Linked DNA regions of Mus musculus: region 2 is linked to region 1. Evidence: chromatin loops called from intact Hi-C (ENCODE). Cell type or tissue: left cerebral cortex. All regions are shown on one strand. Each heading gives the region's core, and the rest is flanking DNA. Links, peaks and the distances in the headings are about the cores only. Region 1 holds the start of Plgrkt (plasminogen receptor, C-terminal lysine transmembrane protein). Region 2 overlaps Ric1 (RAB6A GEF complex partner 1).

What was found. Hi-C counts contacts between places; a loop is a spot of excess contacts. Peaks named below come from ENCODE experiments on the same cell type or tissue, not always from the same donor. Only the 100,000 strongest peaks of a DNase experiment are listed, where the experiment ranks them.
Region 2: a loop joins it to region 1, with 2.5 times the contacts of the local background. A loop is called at or near these places in 11 of 42 quality-filtered maps.

The regions. Positions count from the first base shown.
Region 1 is chr19:29,356,940-29,369,413 of GRCm38, reverse strand. Plgrkt (plasminogen receptor, C-terminal lysine transmembrane protein) reads left to right here and starts at 7,543. Exons shown (of 6, transcript NM_026362.2): 1 at 7,543-7,617; 2 at 8,487-8,597; 3 at 11,011-11,097. The coding sequence starts at 11,017. It overlaps Cd274 (CD274 antigen), which reads right to left and starts at 1,976. Exons shown (of 7, transcript NM_021893.3): 1 at 1,908-1,976. In left cerebral cortex, for the core only: no CTCF peak of the experiment used is centred there; DNase peaks (open chromatin) are centred at 4,107 and 7,480; H3K4me3 peaks cover 1,580 bases; H3K27ac peaks cover 916 bases.
Region 2 is chr19:29,558,106-29,570,579 of GRCm38, reverse strand. Ric1 (RAB6A GEF complex partner 1) reads right to left here. Exons shown (of 26, transcript NM_001081319.1): 4 at 8,488-8,595; 5 at 3,218-3,360; 6 at 2,959-3,095; 7 at 1,147-1,238. Among named protein-coding and RNA genes, the nearest start is that of Ric1, 42 kb to the right of the region's middle. In left cerebral cortex, for the core only: a CTCF peak has its summit at 6,881 (motif pointing right); DNase peaks (open chromatin) are centred at 6,890 and 7,137.

The DNA.
Region 1 (12,474 bases), core at 2,882-10,881:
TCTCAATAATTACCTGATTACTTATTTTGACTGTTAAGGTCATAGCCTTCTTGCTGATTATTATGAATCATTGATGTTAGAAAAGGGCAGATGCAACAGCATCTGAGAGACTGGGGGAAGAGGCTAGCCTGGGCTACATAGTGAGACTCTGTCTCAAACAACAACAAGAGCATGAAAATAAAAACAAACAACAACAACAAAACAAAAAATAAACAAACCAAACCAAACCAAGGACATTTACAAAAAGAGCAAAATCAAATGACTCATTATTAATCATATCTCTCCAGTTCATCTGCCCAAGCAGATGAGGCAGGATGACATCCAGGCCTGTGAGGACACAGTGACTGTTGCAATGAGGCCCTGGGAGAAATGGCCAAGCCGAGTACTAGACAGTCACAATGAGGTACATGATATCCACTGAAGACTGTACCTAATTTTTCCTACGTTGATGGCAGACTCAGTTGGAACAGTTATCTATTGCTTATGAGTCTGCTTTAAAGCTTAGTATAAAGTCTGAAAGGTGATGGGTTGGGTCTGATAGTCACCTTCTTCAGTATCATATCCTCCCCTCCCTGGCTCTCAGGGTGCAGGTGTGAGCAGTAGATCAAAAGGGGAAATTCAGGGACCATGTAAATCAGCATGGCCTTTGACCTCTAAACCTGCACCTCTTACATGGGCTAAGAGTCCAGGGTCACCTTCTCCCTCCCTCCGGCAAGAAACTGTAACCTTTCACAAATTCCCAGACAAGAGCTGAGAGCCTTTCACAGAACAGAGTTTAAAGTAAAGAAGTGACGCTCATTCAAGATGGGGAAATAGGTTTGTCCCAGGGGAAGTCCAGATGAAGATCTTGGAACGCCACTTCTTTATCTTCCCATGGGGGGGGGGGGCACGGGGGGGGATGGGGGGGGGAAGAGTGCCTGGGGCGGGGAGGGGAAGCAGATGCAAACTTCCTTTCTCAAAAGAGTGAAAATTTACCCAGTTTTCAAATTCTATCAAATGATCCTGAACCCTGTGCTCAAATCCATCCCTTCTCCATCCCTCCTTAGAGCAGCATATAACCACTATCATGTCTTCCTATCTATGATGCTCAGCTGGGAAAGGTGAATATTTTCCCTGTATAAAGTTCTCCTTAAACACCGCTTGGTCACTATCATCATCAGCTGCGGATACTTTCTGGAATGTATTCTCAGGTTGTTGTTTTTTTTTTTTCTACACAAAGGCCTTTCAGACACTCAAACATAATGAAGTACTTATACATATAAGAGTTTATCTAAATGAAATACCTAGCCATATTCCAGACAGTCACATACACAGATGGTCAGTGGATGACTGAGCTAGTAAGGCACTATTACTAACCTGTGCATTCCTCAGTGGGAGAGTGATGCCCTTTAATAACCCAGCACAATGGAATATAGCAATTAAAAAAAAACTGGCTAAGTAATTCATAGGAAAGCACCTGTAATAATTTATTTTTAAAAAAAGATAGAATATTGTACTTTCACCTCTTATGACAACCCCAACCTAAACTTTAACATAGCCTAGGTCACTGTATCTAAGAACTGTTTGGGACATTTTCTTCCAAAAATCCTTTAGGTTCTCTGGGCAGATAGAATGAAAATCTTAAGCTCCAGCATCCTAGACCTCGACAGAGGAAGGGACCTCCGGAGATGCTTCAAGTGGAAAGACCCAGTCATTGCTAGCAAACAGTCAAGTCGCGCTAGGACCAATTAATTCATCTCTTCTGACCCAGCTACCTACCCACAAGATCCATAAACACACAAAACTGCGGATTCTGAGTTCTTAACTTTCCCAGGAAACCGGTTCCCTTCTCCGTCCTAAAAAGGTCTAGGGATTCTGGCTCTTTAAAGTGCCCTGCAAGCGGATTCCGCGAGAAGATGCTCCCTTACCTGCAGGCGAGGAGACTGGCCCGCGACGTGCAAGTGCAGCCTGGCATGAGGCTTGGGGACCACGATTTCCTGGTCTTATCTCGAGTTCAGAGCCCCGCCCACTCCGCGGAAGCCTTGTCCAACCTCCGCTGTCTGTGAAACCGAAGCCACCCAGTCCCTTTGAGCATGAGTTTATCTCATAGTATTTCCTGCGGATGACTTTAGAGTCAGCTTTGGGATATTCACAGTTTAAGAAAAAACGAAACTAGGCTTCGGTGCGGTGACACACGCCTTAATTCCAGTACTCAGGAGCCAGTGGCAGGTGAGTCTCTGGTCTATAGAGAGAGCTCCAAGACAACCGGGCTGCTACTGAGAGGCTGTCGATAAAAACAAAAACAAACAAACACTATTTAAAAACGAAACTAAAAGTGAAAGTGAAACCTGCATTAGCTTTCTTGTAAATCAGGTTCCCTCAAAGAAACAGTCCAGAGTAAACAACTCAGCTCTATTTTGGGTGGGAGTGGAACCTGAGGTCGGGGGTGGGGGTGGGGGGGAGCGTGTGCTTGGAGATCCACATAGGTTGCCTTCCTCTACAGCTCCCACCTTGATTTTTGAAAGAGGGTCTCTCTTACCTAACCTCGGGCTCGCAGCTGGCCAAACTAGCCGGCCAGCGTGGTCCAGGGATCCCCATCCGCGCCCCTGCTGCCAGGGCTAGGGTCTCAGAAATGGGCCATCACTGCATTTATTATGGGTAATGAGGACCCGAATTTCAAATCTTCAGGCTTGAGCAGTGAGCGCTTTAGAAGCAAAATATCTGAAGTCATAAGATCTCTGACTTAAATTTTATCTTCAGAATCCAGACACTTCAAATTACCATCCGATTCCCCATCTCTTTCAAGCCCTTTCTGGATACGTGGATACGTGACAGTCTTGACATGACTTTACATATAGAGTTATACAACCTATAGAGTTAATATCAAGCAAATGACTCAGTTTTAATTCTAGAAAGTAGGTGTGTCTGTATAATAGGAAATATATTTTTAAATCGTGGATTTGGTGACTTCCTCAAAGTTCCTCGACATAATGAAACCAGTTGTCTTGCCGTTCAAGAACTTCCCATCTCGAACCGTGCCCTTTGTGAACGCTGTGGATCACGGCCAGTCTCGGGATCCAGGTGGGGGAAGTCTATTCTAAATGATGTTGAGAAAGACTTTCTGCGAACTGGAAGTGTGGACTTTTTCCAAGACAAAACCTTGGGAACTCCACAGAGCACTGTCATCTTTAAACATTTCACTGTTGGACTTCAAGGGCCTTCTTCATTCTCTGCTTTCCCCCACTTACTTACTAAAACTACTATTCCAAAGTAGTGCACTGGGTGAATACTGGGGTGTCCGCTGGCTTAGTTGTAATGAGATTTTCACATTCTCAAAGCATCTCCATTTTTAACTTGGAAGTCATTGGGGTTGATGCTGCCTAAAGGATCTATAGAGAATGTGGCACTCTAAACAGCAACAATAAAATTGGAATAAGACCAGAGCCTCAGCTGAGATAGTCCCTCTTCCAAATGTCTTTTGAACCCCAATAATAGAATAAAGCAATTAAAGTTAGAGATAACATTAGTTGGCTGACTGAAAATAAAATATAGACTTTATATGTGGAAATTCAGTCTAAACATATGTGTGTGTATATACACGTGCACAGACAAAACATATTTCTAGTTAATAGGTTTGTGTTTGTTTGTTTGTTTGTTTGTTTTTGGTTTTTCGAGACAGGGTTTCTCTGTGTCCTGGAACTCTGTAGACCAGGCTGGCCTCGAACTCAGAAATCCGCCTGCCTCTGCCTCCCCAGTGCTGGGATTAAAGGTGTGCGCCACCACGCCTGGCCAAGCTTTATGATATGTTAGTATGGTTGTGACTATTCAGATCTGTAAAAAATTCACTTTAGAGACCCACTCCTTAGCTGAGTTCCCTTGGTTCCATAAGGATCTGAGAGGTGAGGATTAAGCCACACCCCCTTAGTAGTCTCTATGATATGTGAATTCCTTCTAAAGCTAGAAGAGGTGAGGTGGTTTGGTTTTGTTTGTTTTGTTAAAGCATTGCTTACAGTCTACATAAATTCTCCACAGAGAAGGCAAGGGGTGACTGAACCTGGTCTCTCTGAAGCTCTCCATGGGAACTGGGGCCTGCTGCTTTCGCTGATTTGCATATGAGTAATCTGAAGAGTCGCCCCACCCCCACTCCTCCACCTGTTTCTACTCCTCCGACATTTATTCTCCCATGAAGTTGTCCATGCCCCCTTAATGAAGTTTTGGTATCCTCCAGAAATAGAAAGTGAGGATGTGACTTTTATACACACACACATACATGTATACATGTATATATGTGTGTGTGTGTGTGTGTGTGTGTGTGTGTGTGTGTGTGTGTGTATAAAATCACCATCTCAAAAATACACATAAGCCAAAATAGCCTAGGCAAGGAGATAAGTATCCCTGAAAATGATATGAGTTTTTGTGATTTGGACAAAATGAATAGAGAAACGGTCAGACAAGAGAAAAACAGCGGCTAGCCAAGACTGAAGAGTGGAACAAATCTCTAATGTCATTTCTAATCTTGCTGTTTCCTGTTCATACCCCACCTGGCCTACTCATTTCAGGGAGATAAACCTCCTTGCTGCTCCCAGTCTGCTTAGCTGACGATGAAGACCAAGCAACCATCTCAAGGGTAAGGCACTACACAAAGTGATTCCGGAGATACCCAACCTGCAGGAGGGACAAACTGCAAAGGCTGAAGGGGAGCAAGCGTGGACAGTTCCTGCAGAGAATATTACTGTGCTGCAGTCTAGACTGAAAGGCTGGCTCTCATCACGTCTCAGAGGGCCTGGAGGGTTAAGGAGAAAGGTTGGTTCCCAGTGGTAATGCAAAGTCATTGGAGAGTGCCAGAAGCAAGGGTCAGGCTGCGTGGGTCTGGAGTTACAGTTAGTTGTAAGCTGCTAAGAATCAAACCTTGGTGCTTTGGGGTGCCCGTAACTGGATAAGCTCTCTACAGCCCTAGTTCTCAGAGCTCAGGGACTATTTTCTGAAGGGGAATGAGGAAGAGGAGGAGGAGGAAGAGGAAAAGATCACTCAGGGGAGGAGAACAGGCTGAGATTCACAGGTTGAGAGCAGGGTCATGTGCGTTGCATGGGTTGCAGGAGAAGGAAGTTAGCAAGCAGGTGCTTAGTCAATACTGACATCACAGCTGAAAAGCACCCTAAAGAGAAACAGCTACAAGTTTCCTGCTCATCAGCTGTGCGGTTATTTACATACAGCCTAGGAAGGCTAAAGCCCACACCCTCATCACTATTCCCCAGGGCTTCCCCAGTCAAGCTTCTCTTGGGATGCTATGAAATGCTTGGGCTGCGCCACATGAAGCTTCATCTGATTCAGGTTACACTCTGAGATGTACCGGCGGCCCCTGCTCGGAATAGTCTTCCTTGGCTACAGCATCATTTAAAAAAAAAAAAGCCTATCAAATTAATAAGATGAAATCACAGTAATGATTAAAAGTGTCAGTAATAGTAAAACGGGTGCATACACTAGGTTACCTAACTTGTATTATGAGTTGTGCTTCCTGGAGTCACCTCCACTTCAGGGCTGTGTAATTGGAGACATCTCGCTCAAGTAACTTGTGGAAGCTTACGTGTTCAGGAAAGGATACAAGTGGGAGTGAAACCCGGAACGATGCCCCAGTGTCTGCTACACAGCGGCCACACAGGTGGACTGTCAGGTGAGCGTCCTCATCCACTGCCATCAATCACAGTGTGTGGATTTTAAGGCCTTGACTTACTACTGTATGCCCCAGCCATTCTACCCCTACTACCCAAGACAACTGACAACATGCTCACAAAACTAGCAATGTTCTTCATACTAGACTAAATAGAATCATGCAAATGTCCATCGGTCTCAATGGACACACAAAATGCCTTATAGTCATACACTGGACTACTATTTAGTCCCAACAAGAAATGGAGCCATAATCCATGCTATAGTTTACCTGTTTAATTTTTCTTTCCATTTAACATGTATTTACTCTCTGTGTGCGCAAGTGCACACTCATACGTGGAACAGTTAGGGATGTCAGAAGACAGCTAACAATAATGGGTTCTTCCCTTCCACTATGTGGAGCCCAGAAATAGAACTGGGTCTCAGGGTGGTAAGCATGTTTACCCACTGAGCCATCTCACCAGCCCCTACTATAGCTTAGATACACACACACACACACACACACACACACACACACACACACTAGTGTTAAAGTAAAAGAAGTCAGCTCGGCATGGTGGTGCACGCCTTTAATCCCAGCACTTGGGAGACAGAGGCAGGCAAATTTCTGAGTTCGAGGCCAGCCTGGTCTACAGAGTGAGTTCCAGGACAGCCAGGGCTACACAGAGAAACCCTGTCTCAAACAACAACAGCATCAACAACAACAACAAAAAAAAAATAACAAAAACAAAAGAAGTCCGTTTCATTTATACGAACTATCTAGAATATGTAAGTCTTTGAAAAGGTAGAACATAGATTAAGATGGGGTCTCTAGGGTGACTGCATGTGACATTATCCATAAAGATAGGTTCTATAGATTGACTGAGAAAAACAGCTCATGATGAGGGAAGGATCTGGTGAGGTCTCGCACACACAGTGCAAATGTTAACCACTTCTGCTCCCAGTCTTCTGGGCGGAAAACACATTCTAAATCTTTCTCTTTGAAGCTACAACCCTGTGTGTTTAACATTCTTGGTTCCCACAGTGTTTATCTGAAGGTACAACGACCTCTGTTCCTCGTACAGGTTACAGAGCTGGGAACAGAACGGAGACAAGTTTAGTCTGCACGTATAGACACTACTTCCTACCTTAGGGATGGGCTACTTGTTTCTCTCCAAAAGCATTTACTCCTAGCAACACCCATCTCCTCCCACAAATAGAACTAAATAAAGATTCTGTTGCAATTTTCCCATCCAAGTAATGTTTGGAATGAGGGATCTAAAAGTCAGAATAAGGAACACTGGAACTAAAAACATCTATACAAGCCTGCGAGGCTAGATATGCCTGGAAGAGGCTAGATTGCCTTCTCTAAGGTGTGGAGCCAACACATGCTAATGCAGAGCCCTTCCTAAAGGTTGTGATTCACATACTATTTCCCCAACCGGTTACATAGTAAGTGCTAATGGGTCCAGTGTTTCCTAGTGAAGTTCGGAGTTGTACTATAGACAGACAATTCTGGTAGGAGTACGAAATATGGAAAACGCATAGGGAAATACGGAAATTCTGGTCACTGTCTGCTTTTGTTCCCTGGTTACCTTTAAGCGAGATTTGGTGATGGGTTTTGTTGTTGTTTTTGTTTTGTTTTTGAGGCACCGGACTCCGAGGACTTGAAACATTTCCACGCTGCTTCCTTGGGCCTTCCCTCAAAATCACGCACCTTACAAGACCATGCAGGTTGGAATTTGCGGTTCTGTCCCGCCCCGCCCACCTCCCGGCTCCAGGCGCCTGCACCGGAAGAACACCCCAGGCCTCCGCGGGCACCCGAGCGCTTAAGGGAGCCAAAGGCCACGCTGATTGGTTGAAGCTCGTGATCCACTGTCATAGCCAACCAATCCTGGGGCTCTGCCGAAGCAAGGTACTGTCCCTGCGCTGATCGCTCTGGAGCTCTGGCTAGAGGCCTCTGCTGCGGTCACCGTCCCCGCACCGTGTCGCGTGAGTGTTTCGGGTCACAGACACCTGGGAGGGAGGGGTCGGCTCCGTCGCACGGTCCCGCACAGCTGCAGCTCTGGCTGGGCAGGGAAGGCCAGGGCTCTGGGTTCTTGCTGATGCCTCCGAGGCTGACAGGTATTGCCAACCCAGTTCTGTGAGTGTGATCTCTCTGTACCATTGTCACCAAGTTGGGACAAGACTGCAGAGTGCAATGGACAGGAAAATGGAATTCCTTTAGGGAAATACCTATATGACGCTAAACTGGCTCAACAGAGCGAGAGTGGAAACAAAACAAAACACCCCCAGAGGTTATGTGCTTCCTGCTAGGGGACTTGGTTTGGAAGAGTTATTGAGAATGATAGTGATGTTGTGACTAGCCAAAAATTCTGGTACTAAATCAGGGAAGAAATCTGGATGACAGAAATCGTGTAGAATTTCTTTCCTTCTAAATGGAATCCAGGTTCCAAGGATGACCAGGGAAAGTCTGTCTGGGATCTGTACAATCAGGACACCCTTCCCAACACGCCTTTCCAGAGTAATTTGAATCATGGCCTCTTGGAACAGGAGACACGCCTGCCTCCCCATCCTCAACCCAAAACAAACAAACAAACAAAAATCCAGGAGCAGCCTGGACTCACATCTGTATCCTCCATCCTATAGGACATGGTGGTTGTCTGTGTTGCCTGTAATAAGTCAGTTTGGGGCCACGCTTACTTATCGCTGATAATATCGTGTCTCTGGGAGAGAGACATTTGGAGGTATTTGGGACATCCTAAGGAAAGAGTGCAACATGGCTTTGTTAGGTATGGTCAGAAGAGGTTGGAAACACTGTTCAAGGGTGAAGTTACAGGGTGTGGCATGCTCATTGGCAGGTGAGATCTCCAGAGGGACACTCCTGTTTGCCTTCTATATTTAACCGTGTACCTGAGATTTCCCCCGACACATCCAAAGTCCAAGTCCAAGAGAGCAAGGCCCAGAAGGAGGTAAGCCTAAATCCTAGCTAGCTTTTCAAAGTGTTTCTCTTCTCTTCTCTAGACGATTGACTGAAAGATTGTCCGACCACTTCAAGGGATGGAGAGCTAACCCCCTTAGGCCAAGGGACTGAGGGGAGAGTGTGTGTGTGTGTGTGTGTGTACTAGAAAACAGTCGGTTTCTTTGAAGATGTTTGAAGATGCTTGCAGCAGATGTAAAAATTCAACCGTCTGCTCCGACATGCAAAAGAAAACTAAAGGATGTTGAGCAGCCTGACAAGGTTGATCTTCTGTCAAGCATTCCTTATTTTGTGCAATTATTTGTGTGAAATAGAAGCCACAGAGACTATCATGATGGATGATAACACTTCTCCTGCAGGCTCAGCTGGAAATGACTCATGTGAGCTGCCAATACTTAGATAAGAGAGCAAACGGCTAGAGACCCCTCCACGATGAGTGCCCTCTGCCGCTGCTGGTAGGGTGCTAAGTGGGACAGTGAGAGTCAGGAGGAATCATGATGTCCCAGGGCTGTGGAAGGCTCTCTCTTCCTTCCTGGGAAGTAGTTCAGCCTCTGCTCAGCCTCGCAGCTGATTGGCTCAAGGGCTGCTTAATTCCAGGGTGCGATCTTCGTCTTTGTCAGAATACACGGAAATCATTGAAACCAGGCTGTCAGTTCATACTCCCCTGGAGCCCGACTAACAGGGTAACCATCCCAACTGATTCGAACTACCCCTGTTCTCCATGCTCATCTGCTAGGTTACTCTAAACCCAGGGATTTCCTTATGAGGAAAGCTGTGGAAATAACTGTTGTCCGGGATTTCCTCAGATTATACATAAATCCTGGCTGTGAAGCATTGAGACGGGCTGCTGTGGTGGAAAGGTATTTAACAGCCTAAGACAGCACTGAAGAGAGTGGAGATGTTGTGACACGCCCCCCCGCCCCCCCCCCCCGGGCCTTATGGTCTTCTGAAAAACCAATAACTAACCAAAGTGTTTCTCTGAACATACTCAGTTATATTTAGAACAAAGTTAGGAGTTCTTACCCATAGTTTATAGCCCTCTGGGGTAGCTGTTATACCTAAATAACAAGGCCATGCCTGATGTAGAGGGTGGCTCAAGTCAGTTTTTAAGGAAATGATGGTAAAAAAGGCGATATAGATCATAAGGGGAAAGAAAATCAAAATTTGAATTCATGTCCCAGGCTAGTAAAACAAAACAGCCATTCTATTTTTTAATTTTACTGTAAAATTCAATGAACTATATTGAGCATATTATTATAAAAAAAAAGGTCTGTACTTCTTCAGGCTAACCTAAGTGTTTCTGAGAACAGTAACATCGGCTAAGATAAACCACAATGTTCGGTGTATATTCGGTGTAATAAATGCAGTTTTCTCTCAATGGTATTTCCAACTTGCAATGAGCTTATTGTGCTATAACTTCCATTGGAAATAATGGAGAAACTCTACCATGTGGTCATTTTAAAACTCCATTTCTGGGCTGAGGAGATGGCTTGGTGGGTAAAGCACTTGCCATGCAATCATGAAGACCTGTGCTGAAAGCTTGCACATCAATGACGACCTGGGCACAGAGGCACACATCTGTAATTGCAGTGGTGAGATGAGAGGCAGACACAGGAGGATCCCTGGACGCTCCCGACCAGCTAGCCTGGGGTACACAGCTAAGAGGAACATTCCGGAAAGACTGTCTCAAACAAGGTGGAACGTGCAGAACAATACCCAGGGTTACCCTCTGACCTGGAGGAGCGCTGTGGCACACACCCACCTGCACTCACGCACATGAATGAATATATACACTCACACAAACTTCCCATTCCTGGGGATCCATTTGCAAAGGCGTGTGAGCATCCTCACCCTGCCCTTTTGAGAGCCTCGGTAACGTGGAGAGAATGAAGGCGAGGCTGGAGAAAACTGGCTAGGGGGAAATCAGCTGCAAGAGGATGAGACCTGTGTCAGAGAAGGAGGGGAGCATGAGACGTCAGGAGAAATACTGAAGAATTGACCCTAAGACACTTACATCTTAAGACACAAGGTCAAGAGGGACAGACGACAGTTCTGAACTCACATCCTCAGATGCATGGTCTTCCTGTCTGTCAGAACAGCTGGTATGAAGGTGAATCACATTAGACTTATAGAAGGGAAAACCGAGGTAACGTGGCACTGTGTGTTCACAGAGCAGGGAGAGATGGGAAATCATTTCAGTCAGCTGTTCTTGGCTGAGAGAAGGATGCTCAGGCTGGGTAAGAAGTATGCCTGAGGGTAGACAGCTACATAGAATTTACACTGTTCCCTAGGTCATCTCTCTCTCTCTCTCTCTCTCTCTCTCATCCCAGTTGATAGGAGTCCAGAGCCTGTATAAGGATGCACAGAGTCTGTTATTTAAATATGCCTTGCATTTTCCACTTTAGGTCAAGATGGGGTTTATATTCTCGAAATCTATGAACGAAAACATGAAAAACCAACAGGAGTTCATGGTTACGCATGCTCGGCTTCAGGTATGTGCTAGTTAAGATGCCATGTTCCTAATCCTGTTAAGTTTCTAGAATGGTGCTCTAGAGGCACAGTCTCTTCGACTCCCTTTGACTCCTAATTAAGACGCTCCTGGGCTCCATCCTCAAAGACAAGGTGAAGTGGATGACCAAATAACTGGTGAACAGCCCATGTCTCCAATCCAGATACTTGAGCCAAAATTTCTATACCACTAGGTAATTGCTTAGAGTATATTATGAACAGAATATGGCTCTTCCTCGAGGCATTCTGAACTCCTAAAACCTGTGAGTATATTAGGAATATGATGCCTTACATGGAAAGGGAATTTACAATGTGTTCATCTAAAGAAGTGTTATCATGGATTATCAACATGGATCCATTGTAACTTCCAGGACCTTTATAAGAACGTGTGTGTGTGTGTGTGTGTGTGTGTGTGTGTGTGTGTGTGTGTGAGAGAGAGAGAGAGAGAGAGAGAGAGAGAGAAAGAGAGAGAGAGAGAGAGAGAGAGAGAGAGAGAGAGAGAGAATTAGATGTTATACTGTTACCCATAAAAGTCTTAAACATAGTCATAACCTGAGAAGCACTCTACTGGCTTTGAAGATGGAGAGAACCAGGGCCATGGGCCAAAAAATGCAGGCAACCTTAATAAGCTGGAAAAGCCAAAGAAACAGAGAGACAGAGCCTCGCCAGCCCGTTTTGGCCCTTTAACCATTGATCATAACTTGTTAAAGCTGCACTAGGAAACTGTTATAGACTGTGGTACTTGACCTTGGATTGTACAGTAGATGTTTAGAAAAAAAAAAGTCGAACAGATTGCTGAATTATCTAATATAAGCTGTCAAAGTATTTTAAAATATTACACAGCTGAATGTTAAAATGTTCGACCTAAATTGTTTTGCTAAGGTTTTAGACAATGGTCATGATGAGGCCCCTGTGGTCTGTTATGGCTCTAAGAGTAGAAAGCCCTACTCTTGGGCAGTACAAGTGAGAGATAACCTAGACACCCGGATGAATCAATTCATAGCATCCTGACTGTGCACATGACCGGTCCTCGGTCTCCTGGTCTGTACCCTAGAGGCAATACACACTTCCGAGATGCTCCAAGAAGTAAAAATTATGCACATTATATAGAATGTACATTATATAGAATGTGTACTATAATGCCTCTTGCTTATATTAGGTGTTGCTATCATTGCTATTAAAAATATTTTTTAAGTGTTAGGGTTTCATATAGCCCAGGCTAGCTTCAAGCTGGTTATGTAGTCTAAGATGGCCTTGAGCTTGTAGTCCTCCTGTCTGTCTCTTCAGTAATAGGAGTATTGGTATGTACCACCATACCCCACTGATGTTAAAAACTTAAGTTTCGGTGTGGGATAATGGTT
Region 2 (12,474 bases), core at 2,016-10,015, 200 kb before region 1:
TTCTAAATATTCTAGAAATTCCTAACATTTTCCAGGAAACACATATATTGTTCACTCTACTATATAAAATTACAAAACAATGGAAACAATCTGAACACATAGCAACAAGAGGAAGGAAAACAGTGGTATATTCTTACAGTATCATGTCTATAACATTGAAAAGGAAGAGCTTTAGCGATATGCATCAACCTGGGCAGCAAATGTGTGTGTTCCACACATAGGCACCCTCCTCTTCTGCTTGCTTTAGGAGACACACATAATAGGGATGACCACACATTTTTTAAATCCTAAGTAAAATATGGATAAATCAAATCATGAATATAAAATTTCCCTCTCCTCCTCCCCATTTATTTTTGCCCTCCCACCCTCCCTTTTTAAAGGAATTTACTAAGACTGGTCTAGACTTTACTATGTAGCCCAGGCTATAATCAATATCCTCAAATTCACAATCCTATTGCCTCAGCCCCTCGAACGCTAGGATTATAAATGTGTCATAAATGTTCACGGTTCAATTTTAAAACTCTCCATGGCATGGGTCACAGCAAAAACAAACAAACAAACAAAACCCCAAAACAATATAAAAAACCCAACTAATTTTACATGTGAGCTTTATGAATATCTACTAATTAAATAAAATGACATACTCATCATGTAAGGTCCTTGCTACATAAGCATAAGCATGAGTTTAATCCCCAGAACCCACATGAAAAGGCAGGCCCAGTGCCGTACACTGTACACCAGGGAGCTGGAGACAGGTGAATCTTTGGGGCTAGCTGGCCAGTCTAGTCTAATTAGTGAGCTCCAGGCAAGTGAGAGACACGGTTTCAAAAGGCAGATGGTGTTTCTGAAGACGTCCTCCTCAGATATATTAAGGAATTAACAATAATCCTGATGTCTTACAGGATGAACAGTAAAGATCCTAAATTTTAATGTTTATTCTTTATAATGAGTATCTCAACTTTCTACAGTTGAAACACCTTACTTTTACAAATTCAAATGTTCAGTGTGGGAAATCAGTTCTTTACCTTTGTTTCAAAATAATAAAACACCTTTATGTCATATATTAAGATGAATGATAATTATGACAGGCATAATCAGGTACCCAAGTATGTTAAGATACCTTACTTTAACTTAGTTATCAATTACCTTGCACAGCCAAAGGCCATCAGTCGGTATTTGTTGTTTACTGCAACACAAGTCCCATCAATAACATCTTGTGGCCAAACTCCATGAAGTTGCTACATTAAGACAAAGAGTTAAAGCTTAAAAAGCGTTTCCCTAAACTTACTGTTGATCCAATAATTATAATTCGAAAAAGATTCAATTTAACAAGGTATCATTTGGTTTTACCTGCATAAGAAATTTCTCACAAAGACTATCATCTAAATATTTTCCCTCAAGAAGCATAAAACAGTAAAGACAAAGGAGAAATGGAAAGCATTCGAGTTAGAAGCTGAGAAATAATAAAGAGAGCTTAGAACTAGCTCATTCTCCATGTTGGGCACACAAAATGCCTGGGAGTTTGGGGGTCTCTGAAAGAACGGTAGAGTTGGGTCAGAGTCTACTTAGGAAGACTTGGTTCCTTGCTGAGCATATTCCTAATGTGAACAGCCAACAAAGAACAACTTCCACTCCAATAGAAAGCTAAACATTTTTCCTTTGTGTGCACATTAAAGAAAAGTCCAAGATTACACCTTGAACCTTCTAGCTTTTAAGTCTTCCAAAGCTCAAAATATTGGGGTAGTCAGGTCTATGTACCCTCTGGAAGGGACTATAGGATTCTTTTTAAGGAACAGTGGAGAAAACAAAAGAGGAGAGGAAGAAAAAAGAATAGAGGAAGAGAAATGAGGAGGGAAGGAACCAAAGGATGGATAGGACCCTTTAAATAAATAACCAGTCAACAATATATTAAAACAGAAAATAGTAATTTTACTTTGGGTCTCTGCATAGCAGCAAAATCTATATATTTACTATCTAAAAATAAAAAAGCAATAGCTTTTAAAGGATATACAATTAAAAGGAAAAAGAGAAGAAAGAGTCTCCTTGAGATGATGCAAATGATGATGAAGACGAAAACCCAGAAAATACATCTTAGTTAAAGGTCTAGTGTAAGCTACCAATCTGGAGAAGTCTGTCTGGAGCAGGCCATAGAGCTCTAACAGAAAATTCTTAAAGAAGATTAAACAAACACCTAATGAAAAACCAAATGGACAGTCGGTTTGGGGTTAAGAAGTAAGTTCATAAAGAATACGCTAACACAGGGCTAGGTGACAACTCATTGGGTAAAGTGCTTGCTTTGCAAGCATCAGGACCTGAGTTCGATCCCCAGAGCCTATGTAAAAGGCCAAGTTTGGTTTTATGTACTTGTAATTTCAGTACATAAAAAGGTTAGGACAGGTGGGTCTCTAAACTAGTTGGCTAGTTAGTTTAGTCTACTTCAAGCTCTAGCTCTTGACAGTGACTGAGGAATGGGAGCCTAGGTTGACCTCTGGTCTCCACAACACACACACACACACACACACACACACACACACCCTCCACATACACAAACACACATGTGTGCATAAGCAAAGGCATACATGCATATACAAAGTACAACTAAACATAAAGAAACAAACAATTATTAACTCCTAGTGGAAATAAAACTCTGCAGAAAAGGAAAAACTAGTCATTGGCATATTATATAGTTTGGTATTAACAGAATTTATTTGCTGACTAATCTATAAACAATGGATAATAATCTCATTACAATAATAACCTTATTGAAAAGATTTATGAGTGTGTTGGGGTTGAAGAAGATTGAAGCAAATGGTCATTTTCCATAGGATAAAGTCAATAACCCTGCAACTGTCTATATAGTAGGAATAAAAATTATGTGAACTAAGAGAGCATAGGATTTGAAAACAAAGCAAAATTAATATATGCAAAATAAAATAATTTAAAATGTACAATACACACCTCTGCCGTAAATCTACTGGATACTGGTGTAATAAATCCAACTTTACCATCATTAAACACAACAGCAAATCCATCAAGTGTGGCACAGTATTCCATATCTTTAATGTGCACATCTGCAAAGCCGAGGAATGAACCAACTGATGAAAAACACATAAATAGAGTAGGGTTATAATAAGCTATTGTATCACATATTTGGGTAGTACTACCATACACCCAATATTAAACAACTGGTTCTATCTCATATACAAAGTATAACTACCTCTGGATGACTGGAGGTCTACTGAAAATGGTACTGTAGACAGATTGATGGCTTTTCTTCCATTTGTCATTCCTTCCCAATGAATAAGATGAAGAAGTCCATCAGAAGTTGCAACAAGGAGATCTTCCAGCACAGACTGCAAACTGGACGGAAGCAAGCAACTCAAGTCAATTACCTTGCAAGACAGCATACTGGGAAAGCAATGAGTATAAATATAATGGCTTTCAAAAATTGCTTCTGCAAGCTAGCTATTGTGGTGCACACCTTTAATTCTAGCACTCAGGAGGCAGAGGCAGGTGGGTGCACGCACACACACACACATGGCTTGGGGGGGTGGGGAGAGGGAGAAGGAGAGGGAGAAGTTCTGTAAGCAAGGCTGAGCATCAGTAAGGCAGGAGGCCTTAAAACTCTGCAAGTCCGCCTGGTGTACACACTCTGGTCTAGGCTGGTCAGGAGTCAGACAATGAGACTCTGTCTTCTAAAACAAAACAACAAAAATGACAGAAGGAAAATGCTTTAGCAGAGCCAATCATCATATCCTTACAGAACACTACCTGTCTACAACTTTAGTATAATTTAATCTAGGCTAGAAAGTACAAATATTGAGGCAACAAATTAAAGACAAATGGGGTGTCAGTGTGGTGTGACTGAAGAAGATATGGAAGAGGAAGAAGAGGTGTAACGATTCAGAAGATGATAAATTGAAACCACAGAGAGGCCATGGAACCATCCTCTACCAGTCTTAAAAGTTTTCAACTTCAGCAGCCACACATAGTGACTATATGCCTGGAAATTAATAGAGTTCATAATCTCTATAATAAAAAACTGTAACAACTGACCAGACATACAGACAGAAAAATATGAATCAGAAGAAAAAGAAAAGTCCATCAATATAAATAGACTATTATACAATCCCAATGTTGGATTAGCAGATAAAATAACTGTGATATAAATGAAAAAAAATCTAGATGAAGACTGAGAAGACAGCTCAGTTGGTGATTCCTGCCTCTCCCAGGTTTGGAAGAACAACCCGAGTAAGGTCAGGGTCGTGCAGTTGCCAGTCTGTCCCCCCCCCCCCCCCTGCAATGCTCTTTCCCAGGGAAAGGTCAGATTCTGTTCCTGGTGCCCACATAAAAGGCTAGGTGTAGTAGCATGTATCTGAGATCTAGCACTGGAGTGCTGGGGACATGCATAGGCACAGCTCCCACGTCAGCTGGCCAGCCAGCCAGGCTAAACAAATCACTGGGCTCCAGGTTTAGTGAGTGACCCCATCTCAAAATAATGTGATGGAGCCAAGTAGTAGCGATGCATGCCTTCGATCCCAGCACTTGGGAGGCAGAGGCAGGTAAATTTCTCTGAATTTGAGGCCAGGCTGATCTACAGAGTAAGTTCTAGAACAGCCAAGGTTACACAAAGAAACCCTCTAGAGAAACCATTAAAAAAGGGGGGTGGGGTGGGGCGATAGAGAGATGGTTCAATGGTTAAGAGCATGGACTGCTCTTCTACAAGTCCTGAGTTCAATTTCCAGGAACCACATGGTGGCTCACAACCAACTGTAATGAATCCGATGCCCTTTTCTGGTGTGTCTGAAGACAGCTACAGTGTACACATATACAAAATAAGTAAATAAATCTTTTTTTAAAAAAAGGAATATGATGGAGAGCAACAGATGTCACTCCCGCCCCCCCCCCCAGGAGAATCTACATAAGATACTCTATTTACCTCAATTAAAAGTAAACAACTTGTTGAACAATGGCTGGTGTCCATCGTTAATGAATAGTTCTTCAAAATGTTGAAAAATGGGCTTTGTCCCAAGCTACCCAATTGCCACTCTCAATTAATTTTAGGATAAATGTCAAGCCCAACAAATTAGGTCTTTTCATGCTGTACTGGTTTTTAAAATGTTCTGAATATCATCCTTAGTTTTAAGTACATATAAAAGTTACACTGGCACAGTGGGAAATTTCCTAAACAGAACTCCAATGGCTTAGGCTCTAAGATCAAGAATTGATAAGTGGAACCTCATGAAACTGGAAAGCTTCTTTTGAAAAGCATAGGACATGGCCAATAGGACAAACTGGCAACCTACATATTGGGAAAGAAAATCTTCACTAACCTCACATCCGATAGAGGGTTAATATCCAAAATATATAAAGAACTCAAGAAGCTAACCTCCAAGAAACCAAACAAACCAATCAAAAAAATGGGGTGTAGAACAAAACAGAATTTATAACAACATAATCTTGAATGTTGAGAAGCATTTAAAGAAATGTTCAAAGTCTTTAGTCATCAGGGAAATGCAAATCAAAATGACCCTGAGATTCCACCTTGCACCAATCAGAATAGCTAAGATAAAAAACTCAGGTAACAATACATGTTGGTGAGGATTTGGAGAAAGAGGAACACTCCTCCATTGCTGGTGGGATTGCAAACTGGTACATTCACTCTGGAAATCAATCTGGAGGTTCCTCAGATAATTGGAAATATATCTACCTGAAGACCCAGCTATACTACTCTTGGGCATATACCCAAAATGATGCCCCACCATGCCTCACATTTCTCAAACATGGGTATTTTTCAATTTAGGTTTCTGACTGAGTTCTAAAGGATTTTATTAATATGGTAAATAAGGAATATCATGGATGCATCACATTCTGTCACATCTAATTTGAAATAGAATAGTATTTCTGATTAACCAATTATTAAAACTCATAATTACAAATATTTATCTTTTAAACATGCTCTATATTCAAGTAATAATGAAAGATGGATACTTAACAATAATCTTTACTTTTTATTTGATCAAAAAGAAAAGGTGACAGTACTTTTGCTCCTATATGCAAGAAGATAACCATTATTCCTAATTTTAATTGATTACATTGGTTGTGATAGTAGAAAATAGCTGATTGTATAGTCTTTTAGTGTCTTCTCTCTTATTTACAAGTGTTAATAGGGATAGGGAATTTCCAAGAAGTATGTATTTGACCAGCTAATGGTGTTTAAAATGTAATTCTTTCTTTGGATGTTTGAGAGAAAACTGAGATTGCCAACCATCTAAACTTGCAGAACCCTACTCTTATACAGGTGGAAGCCATTGTCTTAGTTAGAGTTTCTATTGCTTCTATGAAACACTATGACCAAAAAGCAAGTTGAGGAGGAAAGGGTTTATTTGGCTCACACTTCAAAATCACTGTTCATCATCAGAGAAGTCAGGATAGGAATTCAAACAGGGCAGGAACCTGGAGGCAGGAGTTCGTGCAGAGGCCATGGAGGGGTGCTGCTTACTGGCTTGCTCCTTATGGCTTGTTCAGCCTGCTTTCTTATAGAACCCAGGACAACCAACCCAAGGGTGGCACTACTCACACAGGCTGGGCCCTACCCCATCAATCACTAATTAAGAAAAACACTTTATAGACTGTCTACAAGCCTTTTTTATGGAAGCATTTTCCCTTCTCAGATGACTTTAGCTTGTGTCAGGTTCACATAAACTATCCAGCAATGTCATAAAATTTGGAAGCAATTCCTCCCTTCCCTTTGGTGGTGCCAGAATTAGAACTCTGGGCCATGAGCATGGTGAAAACATGCTCTACTATTGAGTCCCCTCCCGGTCCAGACATTCTTTTTGTAAAGACTTTCTATCCTGTTTCCATGTGCTACATGGCTTTACCACCAGGTGGAGCCATAAAACCAAGTTGTATTGTCCTGCCTTGTTTGGTGCCCACATACATTCAAAATTCCTTCTGCATCAAGTCTTCTAACTTTAATAGTGTGTGTGTGTGTGTGTGTGTTTGTGTGCGTGTGCGTGTGCGTGTGTGTGGTGTATGCACATCTATGTTCACACATATGGCGGCCAAGGAGTATACTGCTCTATCACACTGTACCTCACTCCCCTGAGAAAGGGTCTTCCACAGAACTGGAGCTAGGCTGGCAGCCAGCAGTCCCTAGCAATCCTTCTGCCCACGTCAGCACTAGAGTTACAGGCTTGGCTGTGATTCCACACATATTTTTATGTGGGGTAGAGTATTTGTACTTGGGTATCATGCGTATGAGGCAAACACTCTTACACACTGAGCTACTTCAAGTTGCATTCTTTAAAAAGGGCTTTTATCATGAGCAAATAAAATCTGAAGTGATCAGTAACCTTTGATCAACACAGTGAACATACTAAACTAAAATGTTTCAGTTTAATCTCATTTAAGCAAGTAACAAAGACTTTCTTCTCCACTCGGAGACTAAAGGATAAGAGCACAGACTACACAAGGGAATGACAACAGCTCACGGCTCAAATGTCAACTCTGCTGTTTGTTCTAGTGAGTGGTGGTTTAACAACAACAACAAAATGGTGAAAGATGCCCTTCGTTTGAACTATAAATCAGAGAGGTCTTTTAAAATGTTGGAATTACATTTTTATATAGTCCAATAGCTCCATACTACAGTAATATGCTCAGTCTTTTTGTTTTTAAAATTGTTACACTTTTATTTATTTATCTGGGGTGTGGGTGCTTGGACATGCCACGGTGCATGTTTGAAGGGCAGAGGCCAACCTTGGGAATCAATTCTTCATTCCTACCACGTGGGCACTGGGGAAGTAACTCATTAGGTTTGGAAGCAAGCACTTTTACCTACATCTTCCTGGTCCATGGCTTAATACGTCTGAAAGGTACCTAATAAAAAAACTTTTCCCTAAACCTGTCCCACTAACTTATGTACTCTTCTAGACAACAAACTTCTAATACCATTTAAGACCAAGCATTCTTACCACTGTATACACCTTGCTCTTTAACCAACAGTGTATCTGGAAAGTCTCTTAAAGATTGAGCCTCATTTGTTTTCACAGCTGTGTACTGTTCACAAAAATCATGTATGCAGAGGGAAGGACGGTAATAAATAAAAGGCCAGCCATGAAGCACTTAAGATAGTAAAGTGAAACTGAAAAAAAAAAAAAACATTGAGAATAGAGTTCTGTGCTTTAGTAGTTCTTACTGCCTTGTCACACGACATCTACTCACACTGCAATCAGAAAGCTTAACACTCCTTCAAGTGTACTCGTACTTCCAAGAAACACATGGAGGCTGCAGAGAGCGACAGCTCCCTCTTTTCTTCTCATACATGATTTTATTTGAATCTTTTAGTATGTTATCATTCCATACAATCAAACAGTTAATTTATACATTTTGAAATGCAAACAATTTTCTTGTTTGTCATATGATTTAATCAACTACATGGTCTTTTGTGGTCAGAAAATCTCAAACTTAACCAGCATACCATACCTCATAATGGGTGCTTGCAAATCCAGTATTTTCTTCATTTCTAAATTCAATGCTGGGGCACAATGTTCTTCCTTAAAATGAGGTATCCCCTTCATTTGTGGACTTCCTCTAAGAGAAATAGCACAAGGTTAAGACAAAGATATTTATTTTTTCCCCCAATCTGTACCTAATAGGCATTCAATTAAATAAATATAACCAATTTACAGACTATGTGCTCATTTTATAGATTTAAAAATGAAAGTCAAACTTGAATTCTATCACAGTAGATACATTTATATACCAACTAGATATATGGAAGCTTGAGTAATTTAACTTGTGTTGGGGGGCTGAGAGTAAAAAGCAGATGGAGGAAAGGAGGAAGGGAGAAAAGGGGAGGGAAGGGGAGAATTAAGTTGAACTCTCAAGAGAACCAATTTTGTTTAAAATGACTAAGAGTGCTTTCCTACCTAGGAAATTACAGAAGCAATGTTTCATTCCATACGCAGTACTATATGGTCGAAACTGTTCATTTATTTCACCTTACCTCACACCTTATCTTTGATTCCTAGTCTGTGGCTTTTCTTCAGGATTAACGTCAGATTCAGGGATGTATTTGGTTATTTCACAAATGACTTGGCACTAAATAACAAATGGTGTGTGTATTTAAATCCATGGTGATTAGTGGCCGCACAAGAATAGGTAGGCCAATGTCAGGAAACTGAGCACACACCTCCTAAGAGGACTACAGAAGTGTCTTGGATTCCTCATCTGCACATGCTATCAGCAGACTACAACTCTTCGCCTGTGTAGGGACTTGACAGTTATGGGTCTACTCAGGGTTTTATTGCTATGAGAAAGACTGTGACCTAAAGCAGCCTGGGGAAGAAAGGGTTCACTTTGCTTCTACTTCCACATCACAGCCATCATTGAAGAAAGTCAGGCAAGGAACCCAGGGCAGGAACCTGAAAGCAGGAACTAATGCAGGGGCCATGAAGGAAGGTGCATATTGGCTTTCTCATGTCTTGCTCAGCCTACTTTCTTCTGTACCAGCTACAATAGGCTGGGCTCTTTCACATCGATCATTAACCAAGAAAATGCTCTACACAGATTTGCCTAAAGGCCACTCTTCCCAGGCATTCTTTCAACTGAGAGTCCTCCTTCCGAGACGACTCTAGCTTGTGTGAAGTTGACATAAACCTAACCAACACACTATCTTTTGTGGCAGCTATCAATTTTGACAACAACTGTCCTGCTTATATCACATCACTTCTCTTTCTAATCACCTCCCACCCTGCAATTCAATTTGTTAACACTACAATAGCTTTTGAAGTTTCTAATGTTTGTGAGAAATCACTTTACTTTGCTGCTCAGAAACCTGCTTTGCTTTCTTTTTGTTTGTGGATTTCTTTTTTTTTCTCCCCCCACCCCCCTAGATAAGCTAGATGGTAGTGTATTGTCATCTTGCTGCTGTGGTAACCAGGAATATTTGCGTCTTTCTATGTCTGGCAGGCTAAGCAGGTTGATACTCAACCATTAAGGTTAATGTAACAACGATCTTTAAAAAGAAAATGAGAGACTAATTTACCAGAGTCACATTGAAAGTGGTAATCATGCACTCTGTGGTCACTGTCCGAGGACATTCGCCAAGTCTAAGTGTTTTTAAAGCTAATTTTACTTTAAAAAGTAGTACTTAAGCTTCAAATAGTGCTGGAAGACTCAGGAAAAAGGAAAAAAGAATGTAATCTTTGGAGATTCTGATAACAAGCTAACCTTAGAGAAAGCCCCAAGTTAAATAAAATGGAGACTCCTGAGAGGCCGGTCACTTTAAAACTATGCACTTCAGAGACAGTCATGGTGGGAACCTGAGCGAATGCTATAGTTTTCTCTTGTATGTAAGAAAAATCATGTCACACATGCTCAAAGCATTTTTTTAACGTTTTTAAAAAATATTTATTTATGTACTATAGCTGTCCTCAGACACACCAGAAAAGGGCATTTGATCCCATCACAGATGGTTGTGAGCCAGCATCTGGTTGCTGGGAATTGAACTCAGGACCTCTGGAAGAACAGTCAGTGCTCTTAACCACAGAGCCATCTCTCCAGCCCTCAAAGTAATTTTTTTTACCTTTGTATCTCAAAAGCTTTGCCCCTCCCCTGAGTGTGTGTGTGTGTGTGTGTGTGTGTGTGTGTGTGTGAGAGAGAGAGAGAGAAAGTGAGTGAGTGAGTGAGTGAGTTGAGGTGATCTCACTATGCAACCCATGACAGTTTAAAACCTGTGCTATTATGTCTCCACCTCTCAAAATGCATATATTACAATTTTATGTTACTGTGTCTGAGTACACTTTTGTTTTTGATAATTTCATGTGTATATAAATTAAAATTTGGTCATTTTTAAACATTACCCTTTTCTATGTTCTTTCTTCTGGTGATATAATATTCTGAGAATATCTCTTAACATTCTAAAAGACTAGAATTTCTCCTCACAGCCCAAGTTAATAGTATATCTTGACATCACCTAAGAGTTAAGACTGCTAGCCTACTGTTTACTCAGAGTCTGTTTATTTTACCTGCCTTTAAGAGAACAACTGAACAACCATCCTTACTTGTCTTGGATTGCCTATGTATTCAACTTGTATAACTTAAGCTATTGCATAGCTACATTCTTACATCAGGTACTGTTCCATGCCCTTGACTTAGATATTGCAGGTGTATCTTTGCTGAAAGCAGCAGATACAGAAGTTGAAAGACTTCCTAAAATGTACCATAAAGGTTGAAAGCAACCATTTATGGTTACTGGTTGATAAACAATGACATTTGCTATCTGGTCAGTTGAAATCAGTGACCTAATGCTTTTAAAACTCCGTTAAAGATATCTGTAAAGTATCCCATTCCTTCTCCATGTGATATTTTCTATGCTGTTCAATAAACAGAGAGAAAAGTCCATTATTATGGACAGTCACACTGCTCACAGACAGACAGATACTACACACTCATACACATCAGACAGGTACACATTAGGACACATACAGAGTGAAACATAGAGACAAACAGGTTCAAAACAGAGTCCCAAGACAGCATTCAGGCAGAGACTCAGACTCATAAAACAGACAGACAGAGGAAATATGGCGCAGAAAATGCAAGTCTGGACTTGCTCTTAGTTACATGACTCCAAGGAGAAGTGCTTCTTATTTCTTTCCTTAATGCAGGATGAATTCACTATTGGATTTAACTTGGATTTGATCCCCAATGCATTATAGCTGCACACCTTCTCTTCCAGTGCAAAGCTTCATCTTCCCAACAAGTCCCTTCCTGTTCTGATCCATGCCTGCCAGAGGAGTTCTAGGTGCTTGCCTGTATATCAGTGGGGGCTATCTACTGGCATAATAAACACATCTATTAATGGCAACACCTCTAAAGAAAATGGTAACTCTTCTTCCAGAGCGTGGTCTAGCCTTGTGCATATAAGTGGTCTAGCCTGAGCAATAGGCCTCTCACTCTCAGTGGCAGTTTTACTCACAGATTTTATCTCCATCCCTCCCCCATCAATATTGGAGCCCCTACTTTTTTCTTTACTTTGTAGTCAGTTCTAAATTTTCAAAGTAATAGAACTTCTATAAGTACATGCAGACCAACATGTGTGTAAGAAGAGTCCAAAGGCAAGGAAAGAAAACTTCTGCAGAAAGAATATTTGAGAAAGCAATAGAACATTTTAAAAATTTGATTGATATGTAAATATAAACATCTAGGGAACTTAACAAACTTCAAGTCAGAAACATATGAAAAGATTGAAACAAAGATATATAACACTTGAACTATCAAAGAGAATCCTGAAAGTGCCAAGTGTCTCTCTCACATATAAAGAATTCTCAACATAACTGACATTTCCTCTTCTGATCTTATGGAGGACAAAAAGCACTAGAATAACATACTTTACAGCTGAAAGAAAAAAGGTTAAAGAAGAACAGAACATCTGGACAAAGTACTCTTAAAAAACTGACAGAGAAAGTA